Regions from separate parts of the Homo sapiens genome. Here region 2 is linked to region 1. A link is a contact called in ENCODE Hi-C or POLR2A ChIA-PET data. All regions are on one chromosome and are shown on one strand. Each heading gives the region's core, a stretch centred on a gene start or an enhancer-like site at or near the end of the contact. The rest is flanking DNA. Distances are from core to core; before and after follow the strand shown. Region 1 overlaps ZFAND3 (zinc finger AN1-type containing 3). Region 2 overlaps ZFAND3 (zinc finger AN1-type containing 3).

Region 1 (4,426 bases), core at 1,589-4,088:
ACACTCAGCCAGGAACACTTAAAGAAACAAAATCACCTGAATAGTCAAGGCACAGTGGGCTTAAGAAATTAAGATTTTTTTTTTTTTTTTTTGTGAAACAGTTTCACTCTGTTGCTCAGGCTGGAGTGCAGTGGCACAATCTCAGCTCACTGGAACCTCCGCCTCCTGGGTTCAAGCAATTCTTGTGCCTCAACCTCCTGAGCAGCTGGGATTACAGGCACACACCACCACGCCTGGCTAATTTTTGTATTTTTAGTAGACACGGGGTTTTGCTATGTTGGCCAGGCTGGTATCAAACTCCAGACCTCAAGTGACCCACCCACCTCGGCCTCCCAATGTGCTGGGATTACAGGCGTGAGCCACCACACCCAGAAAGAAATTAAGATTTAAAAGATCATCCTGTAGCAGAAATCACAACATAATGAATGAGATTATTTAACATTGGGATGCTCATAGGGCCAGGGTATCTCCCAAACTCTAAAAATAAAATTAAGGCAACTAAAAGAGCAAGGATGGAATATAAAGTTATCTAAGTAAATTCCAATCTATTCTAGTCCTTTTCTTGATGTCAAGTAAGGGTGTTTGCTGATAAGTGATTTTTATAGTACTATTATTATTATTTAAAAAGCAAATTAGGGTATATATAAACAGGAGAATAGAGAAACTGGTTGTATAGTTATACAATGAAATAATACTATATAAAGTATGCAATAATAAAGATGAACAAACTTATTCATACAACACTGATAAATATCAAAAACATTACACTGTGTCAAAGAGTATATAATGTACACAGCATATGACTCCATTTATACGACTTTCAAAACAGGCAAAACTAATCTATGATGGGGAAAAAAATCAGGACCATGGCTGCCTGATAGGGTACGAGAAACAGCAGAAGGGACCAGCCTGACTAGGAAGGGACATGAGGAACCTTTCTGGAGCGAGAGTAGCATTACATAGTATATCTCCTGGTAAAGGTTTGGGTTACAGAGTACCACAGTCTCAATGTCGGTGTCCTCCCCAAAATTCATTTGTTGGAACCGAATACCGAATGTGATAGTATAAAGAAGTGGGGCTTCTGGGAGGTAACTAAGTTATTAAGGCATCGCCCTCATCAATGGAATTAGTACCTTTATAAAAGAGGATGAAGGGAGCACCTTAGACCCTTCCGCCACATAAGGACACAGCAACAAGGTGCCGCCTATAAGGAATGGGCCCTCATCGGACACTGAATCTGCCAGTACCTTGACCTTGCCCTCCAGAACTATGAGCAATAAATTTACACTGTTTATAAATTACCCAAGTATTTTGTTATAGTAGCCCAAACTAAGACATACAGGTATGTGCATTTGTCAAAACTCACTGAATACTATGCTTGAGAGATGTATTTTTCACTGTATATAAATTGTACTTCAAAACTTAAAAACAGGCTGGGCACGGTGGCTCACGCCTGTAATCCCAGCGCTTTGGGGGGCCGAGGCTGGTGGATCACAAGGTGAGGAGATCGAGACCATCCTGGCTAACACAGTGAAACCCCGTCTCTAATAAAAATACAAAAAAATTAGCCGGGCATGGTGGCAGGCCCTGTAGCCCCAGCTACTCGGGAGGCTGAGGCAGGGGAATGGCGTGAACCCGGGAGGCAGAGCTTGCAGTGAGCCAAGTTCGCGCCACCGCACTCCAGCCTGGGCAACAGAGCCAGGCTCCATCTCAAAAACAAAACAAAACAAAACAAAAACTTAAAAACAAATGTTAAACTCTAGTTAATGATATGCATGCTGAAGTACAGAAGGGTAAATGTATTGAGTCTACAATTTACTTGGAAAATAAAAAATAAGATTAATAGATGGATAGAAGGATGGAAAGCAAATAAAGCAAAATATTACAGAATCTAGGTAGTAAATAAATGGATGTACAATTCTTGATTTCTCATGATAAAATGTTATGGGGGAGGAGAAAATCAGACACTAGAGAAATAGTCTCTCTTTCCATAAAGTTATTACTCAAAGAACTGAAACTTATTCGGAAACCCTTCTTAAAATACCCTCTTTCATTCATTACCCTCTTTCATAACTAAAGTGAAATATTTACTCAAGATCTCTAAATTTCCTCTGTGTTGATTTTTCTATAACCCAGCAACCCATTAACTGATTACTGATTGTTTCTCAAGTATCTTGAAGTCACAAAGGGGAACTTCCAGTCTGAGACAAATGTATAACAGATTCAAGCATTATGGTTACAAAGCATATTCTAAAAAATTTTAATAAATTGGTTCCTTGCTTTATTATTAAAATAATTAATCTTCCTGTTATCTCTGTTTTTTCTAACCAAATGTTCTCTTTTCTGTTTGTTTAGCAGAACTGCCTCCCCAAAAGTCTTAAGAAACCTTCAACTTAAAAAAGAGTTTCTGGTTTTGGAAAGCAAAAGACCAGATCATTGTACAGTGAAAACTACAAAATGTTGTTGAAAGAACTGAAGACAGATAAATGAAAATATATCCCATGTTCAAGGATAGGAAGACTAAATATTGTTAATATGGAGACATTCCCCAAATTCATCTGGAGATGCAATGCAACCCCTACCAAACTCCAAGCTGGCTTTTTTGCAGAAGCTGACAAGCTGATCAAGCTGACAAGCTGACAAGCTGATGAAATTCATATGTAATTTCAAAGGACCCAAAACAGCCAAAACATGCTTGATAAAGAAGAATGAAATTGTAGAAGTCACACAATTCCTGGTTTCAAAACCTATTACAAAGGAAGTACTCAAGACAGTGTGACATTGGCATAAAGACAGAAATTAATGAAATAAAATTGGCCAGGCGCGGTGGCGCATGTCTGTAATCCCAGCACTTTGGGAGCCTGAAGCAGGCGGATTGCTTGAGCTCAAGAGTTCAAGACCAGCCTGAGCAACATGGTGAAACCCCATCTCTACCAAAAATACAAAAAATTAGCCAGGCAAGGTGGTGGGTCCCTGTAGGCCCAGCTATTTTGGGGGCTGAGGCAGGAGAATCGCTTGAACCCAGAAGGCAGAGGTTGCACTGAGCCGAGATCGCGCCACTGCACTCCAGCTTGGGCAACAAGAGCGAAACTCCATCTCAAAAAAAAAAATAGATAACCAACTTAAATGTAAAATAAGAGCTAAAACTGTAAAACTATTAGAGAAAACATAGTGTAAATATTTGTGACCTTGAATTAGGTAAAGTTTTCTCAGATATACCAAAAGCACAAGCAAAAACAACAAAAAGATAAATAAGAATTCATCAAAATTAAAACTTTTGTGCTCTAAAGGACACATCCCCAAAAAACGTGAAACCACCACCTACAAAATGGGAAAAAAATTTGCAAATCCTGTATCTGATAAATAACTAGTAACCAGAATACATAAATTTTACAACTTATGGCCGGGTGCGGTGGCTCAAGCCTGTAATCCCAGCACTTTGGGAGGCGGAGGCAGGTGGATCACGAGGTCAAGAGATCGAGGTCATCCTGGCCAGCATGGTGACACCCCGTCTCTACTAAAAATACAAAAATTACCCAGGTGTAATGGCACACGCCTGTAGTCCCAGCTACTCGGGAGGCTGAGGCAGGAGAATCACTTGAACCCGGGAGGCAGAGCTTGCAGAGAGCTGAGATCGCGCCACTGCACTCCAGCCTGGCGACAGAGCGAGACTCCATCTCAAAAAAAAAAACAAAACAACAACAACAAAAAATAAAAAATAAAAAAATAACTGGCCGGGCACGGTGGCTCACGCCTGTTATCCCAGCATTTTGGGAGGCCAAGGCAGGCAGATCACTTGAGGTCAGGAGATCGAGACCATCCCAGCTAACACGGTGAAACCCCGTCTCTACTAAAAATACAAAAAATTAGCTAGGCATGGTGGCACGCGTCTGTAGTCCCAGCTACCCGGGAAGCTGAGGCAGGAGAATCGCTTGAACCTGGGAGGCGGAGGTTGCAGTGAGCTGAGATCGCGCCACTGCACTCCAGCCTGGGCGACAGAGTAAGACTCTGTCTCAAAAAAAAAAAAGAAATTTTACAACTTACAAGTAAAAAGGCATACAACTCAATTTTAAAACATGCAAAATATTTAAACAGACATTGTTCCAAAGTAGATACACAAATGGTCAATGGGCATATTTAATGATACTCAACATCATCAGTCATTAAGGAAATGCAAATCAAAACACAATGGAGATGCCACAGGGTTGGCTATAATCAAAAAGAGCAGCAATGACAAGTATTGGCAAAGATGTGAAGAAACTGGAGTCTTCATACATTGCTGGTGGGAATGTAAAATAATGTAGTTGCTCTGGAAAACAGGGTGGTAGTTTACTCAAAAGTTAAACAGAGTTACCATATCATCCCGAAATTCCCCTCCTAGGTATTCAAATAAGAGAAGTGAAAACAGGTGTTCACACAAAAACTT
Region 2 (4,801 bases), core at 203-2,702, 100 kb before region 1:
CCATTACATTCAGTTTGGATTAAAAAACACAGGATGAAACAAACGGCATCGAAATGTACAAATTAACAGCTCAGGAGTATGGGACAGAGAGGTGGAATTAGATTGTAATATGGAACAAAACCCACAGGGAAGCTGGGGAACAAATCACTAGTGTCTCTATAAACTATACAAGGTTTCCAAATGAGCAAATACACAAAGCAAAGGACAGGCTTTTCCATAACTCAACCAAACTGATAAATATGGATACAACAAAACAGGAGTTTTTTTCCATACTATTATTATGCACACATGTATGAGAGAACGGGAGTACCAACTGGAAGGTTTAACAAATGAAATCTGCAGGTTGCACAGTCTAAATACGAAATTCATCTTTGCTTTCACACTGACAATGTGCAAACAGCCTTGCAATTAAATCACACTTCCAAACATTTTCAAAAAAATTCTTCTGAGAAGCTAAACACAGGAGACTAAATAGAAATGGTGCTTCACTACGCAGCACAGAGAGCAAGGTTAATGAGCTAAAAGTCATATGAACAAGAACAAGAAAGATGTTAAGAAATGAAGATCTCACCACCAAAACAGAAAATGTGTTAGACAAAAACACTCCCCCCACCACATATGCACACCTTTTCCTAAATTAGCTACTCTTGTGAAGCTTTCAGCACTGTTTCTCTGATTATGAGGGGATCTAGAGGCAAACTACAACTGAACTAAAAGAAAAGAGCAGAAGAAAAGAGAATACTCCTACACACAAATGCAAAACAATGTTACTGTTACATCCTCACAGTACAATCCCGACTAATCTATTTAGCTTTGGTTTTCACAGTACAATTCCATCTAAGTCTACTACTTTCATCCTAATAACATCAAACAGTGGAGATTAGATCCAAGTCTAAACTTCCATTGATCAAATCTCAGTTCTTTAAAATTTATTTAATCTTGGGAACATGAGTTAACCCATTTGAGTCAGTTTCCTTATCTGTAAAATGGAGCTATAAAATCACCAACATTGTAAGAATCAAATGTGATAATATTGTATTAAAGGACTTCATAATATAAAAGGGCTGCAGCAATCTTAGTTACAATTGCAATTATTTCATTTCAGGATTTTACTGCCTTTAAAAACAAAAACAAACAAAAACCCATGTAATTGTCTATGCCTTTCCTCTCTTTTTTCACAAAAACTAATTCTTGTTCCACTACTAAAATATCTGTCTTTCAGCATTCTCCATTTAAGATTATGTGTCATTTTTCTTTTTCTTCAAGCCGGAAGTCTTAAGGTATTTTTTCTTCTCTCTCCCCAATATTTAGTTTAAAAGTAAATTAAGAAATGTAAAACAACCTTTGATAATAGTTAAAATTGTCACTCTCTCTTTCTTGCTCCTGCTTTTGCCATGTGATATGCAAGTTCTTGCTTGGCCTTCTGCCATCACTGGGAACTTCCAGAGACCTCCCCAGAAGCAGATGCCAGTACTATGCTTCCTGTACAGCCTGCAGAACTGTGAGCCAATCAAACCTCTTTTCTTTATAAATTAAAAAAAAAATAGTTAAGACTGTTAACATACAGTTAGATCTACTTTACACTGCAAGAACCAGCTAAGCACTGAAGCTTTTAAAGGGTATAAAATTTTATAGCATGAAAGATGATATTTTAGTCATACATTAATGGCCCAAAAATAATGTCCCATCTTTTTACTCATCATCCCTACTGTGGACTAAGAATTAAGTACAAGTGGGTATTATATCCAGGAAAAATGTCAAAAAGCAACCTCATCATAATCTTCTAATTCACACACAAAGGCAACAGCCAGAACAAGAATTACGCTAAGTATCTGAAACTTGGTGGAGCCAAAGCCTCTGAAGCACAAAACAGTCCCGTGCTTTTCTGAGTCTATCTGAAAGTTATCCATATTCCTGACAAGTCTAAAAGGGAGCCCATAAACCTAAGCCTGGTCATTCTGATACAGTAGCCTGTATTAGTCTACTGAGGATATGAAACATAGGGAATATTACCAATTAACTCCCCACACTGCCCGCCTCCCCACCCCGAGACAGAGCCTTGCTCTGTCGCCCAGGCTGGAGTGCAGTGGCACAATCTCAGCTCACTGCAACCTCCACCTCACAGGTTTAAGTGATTCTCCTGCCTCAGTTTCCGGAGTAGCTGGGATTACAGGCGTGCACCACCACTCCCAGCTAATTTTTATATTTTTAGTAGAGATGGGGTTTCACCATGTTGGCCAGGCTGGTCTCAAACTCCTGACCTCGTGATCCGCCCGCCTAAGCCTCCCGAAGTGTTGGGATTACAGGTGTGAGCCACCGTTCCTGGCCTTAACTCTTATACTACTTTTCATGTCACAGAGGGTCGTCTAATTACATGAAAAGAGGCCAACTGTATCCAACCCAAACAGTTCTCTAAACTAGAAGTCTCCAAGCTTTGATAAAGGTGTACCATCAGCATAAAATTTGAGTGCACATCTCTTCCATTTCTGTTTTAAAAGTAGTTACATATTCCCGTAGTGGACTGAATGATGCACCCTGTCCCTGTCCCCACCTCCCAAAATATGTCCACCCAGAATCTGTGAATGTGATAATTTTGGGAAAAAAAGCTTCTGCAGATGTAATTAAGTTAAGGATTTCCAGATGAGATAATCCGGGATAAGACTGAGCCAATGACAACTGTCCTTAGAGGAGACAGAAGAGGGAAAGATAGAGACTCACAGGGGAGAAGGCCATGTGGATGAAGCAGAGACTAGAATGATATGTCTATGAGCAAAGGAATGCCAAGAACTATTGACAAGCCAGAAACAAGCAGCAGCATGGAATGAATTCTCCCTCAAAGGTTCTAGAGGAAACCAACCCTGCCATTACCTTGGTTTTAGACTTCTGGCCTCCAGAACTGTGAGAGAATAAACTTCTGTTGTTTTAAACCACCAAGTGTATGGCAATTTGTTGTGGCAACCCTAGGAAACTAATACAGATACCAATGAGATTATGTATACAGGACAAAAATAAACACAAGTAGGAATTCTAACATTTTCTCTCTATGCCACAATGGATAATCCTGTCTACCACAAAGAGACTACAGCTTTAGACCAACAAGAGGGAAGAAATAAAGCCAAGTGACAGACTAAACTATCTTAAAAGACCTAGTAACTACTAAATTTCTTCCATTTTCCCTATCATACTCTAACACATGGTCACAATTTTCCCACTTGAGGCCTGAAAGAAGCCACCTCTCAGCTATTTCACAGCACTGAGCACTGTTTCCCGTTAGAAATGCAACAATTATTTTTGACATAATTTCCATAACATCATCATCATCATCATCTTTAACACACTGCTTCATGTATCTTGACTAGCATAATAATTAACCACACAATTTAAGAATGCTTATTAGTAAGACATCAAACTGCTATAGACTAAGAGATTAGAAAAGGCTGCCACAGTCCAGCACTGCTAATCCGTTAAGGAACTGTTGCCCGAGTCTTGCTTGCATTTCAGAGTAAGGGAGGCTACACCATAAAGAACAGAGTTTCCTACAGAAACATTCTTTTAACATAGTCAAGCAAGTGCTGAAAAAAAGAGAGAGAGAAAACACAGGATTGCAACTGTGGTATAAAAATGGCCACTGAAAACAAATGTCCCTCTACAGGGGACTAGATAAATAAATTAGGGCACATTATAATGAAGGTGACCAATTAATGTATCAAACAAATTGGTACACTTACAATAGTACCAGTTTGGTACAAAGAGGTACTATTAGTATTTTCACTGGCACAAAATGCATAAACGGAGATTGTTCTAGGTAAATCTAGACATTAATTATAATGGAATATTATAGTTAAAATGAACAAGAGCAACGTGTCAACATGATTAGTTTCTAAAAGCATTATTTAAAAGAATACAGGTTGTAGACTAGTACAAAATACCATTTAAACATTTTAAAAACAGAATCATAACAATATTTATATAAATGCCCATTCATAATAAAAAGTGTAAATACAAGGATAAGAAGGAGAGTAGTTGTCTCTGAGTTGGGAAGATGATGACTAGGGTAAAAGAAAACTGTGACATTTTAGTGCCCTTTTTAGTGTGATAAGAAAAAAGGCAAAACATTAACATTTGTTACTTCTGGGTGGGTTTGTGGATATTCTGAATGTCAGACACCCAACCATCCAACAGATACCTACCAACAGACACATAATGGTTAAGAAGAGCCTGGTAAGTTGAGCTGTCCCCTTTTAACAAACACATGACCAAAATGTGTGTGTGTGTTACACGAGAAATCCCTCTTGGGCGTCTGGCTTAGAAGAAATCAAAGAGTATACAAAAGCAATCAAGTCAAAAAGATTACAAAAACAGAAATACTCTATTCAAACACTTCGTCTTAAGAGCAGCAGTTACTTTTTTTGCCTTTTTTTTTTTTTTTTTTTTGAGACGGAGTCTCGCTCTGTCGCTAGGCTGGAGTACAGCAGCGTGATCTCGGCTCACTGCAACCTCCGACTCCCTGGTTCAAGCGATTCTTCTGCCTCAGCCTCCCAAGTAGCTGGAATTACAGGCATGTGCCACCAGGCCCAGCTAATTTTTGTATTTTTAGTAGAGACGGGGTTTCACCATGTTGGCCAGGTTGGTCTCGATCTCCTGACCTCATGATCCGCCCACCTCAGCCTTCCAAAGTGTTAGGATTACAGGCATGAGCCACTGTGCCTGGCCAACAGTTGCTTTCTTTTGGGAAAAGGTGAATTCAAAAAATCAAGGTATGACAAGCTTACAAATTCCACTATCCTGCAAAATTTTTTGT

The links. A loop is a pair of places that touch in the nucleus more often than their neighbours do. ChIA-PET counts read pairs that join two places held with the same protein, here RNA polymerase II (POLR2A). Pooled maps may share reads with other maps.
Region 2: a pooled map shows a loop between it and region 1 (2.7-fold over the local background). The contact joins two enhancer-like sites. A Hi-C loop is called at or near these places in 3 of 168 maps with a recorded cell type or tissue (GM12878, adrenal gland and heart right ventricle), 3 of 37 single-sample maps with no recorded cell type and 4 of 50 pooled maps. POLR2A ChIA-PET finds 5 or more read pairs at or near these places in 3 of 52 experiments (H1, T-cell and WTC11).

Annotation. Positions count from the first base shown.
Region 1 is chr6:37,838,788-37,843,213 of GRCh38, reverse strand. All of the region lies in intron 1 of ZFAND3 (zinc finger AN1-type containing 3), which reads right to left. Among named protein-coding and RNA genes, the nearest start is that of ZFAND3, 21 kb to the right of the region's middle. Within about 2 kb of position 2,838, at least 2 of the 41 ENCODE cell types and tissues checked have a DNase peak (open chromatin) inside an H3K27ac peak, as active enhancers do.
Region 2 is chr6:37,937,287-37,942,087 of GRCh38, reverse strand. The region is part of intron 2 of ZFAND3 (zinc finger AN1-type containing 3); the gene reads right to left. Among named protein-coding and RNA genes, the nearest start is that of ZFAND3, 120 kb to the right of the region's middle. Within about 2 kb of position 1,452, at least 2 of the 41 ENCODE cell types and tissues checked have a DNase peak (open chromatin) inside an H3K27ac peak, as active enhancers do.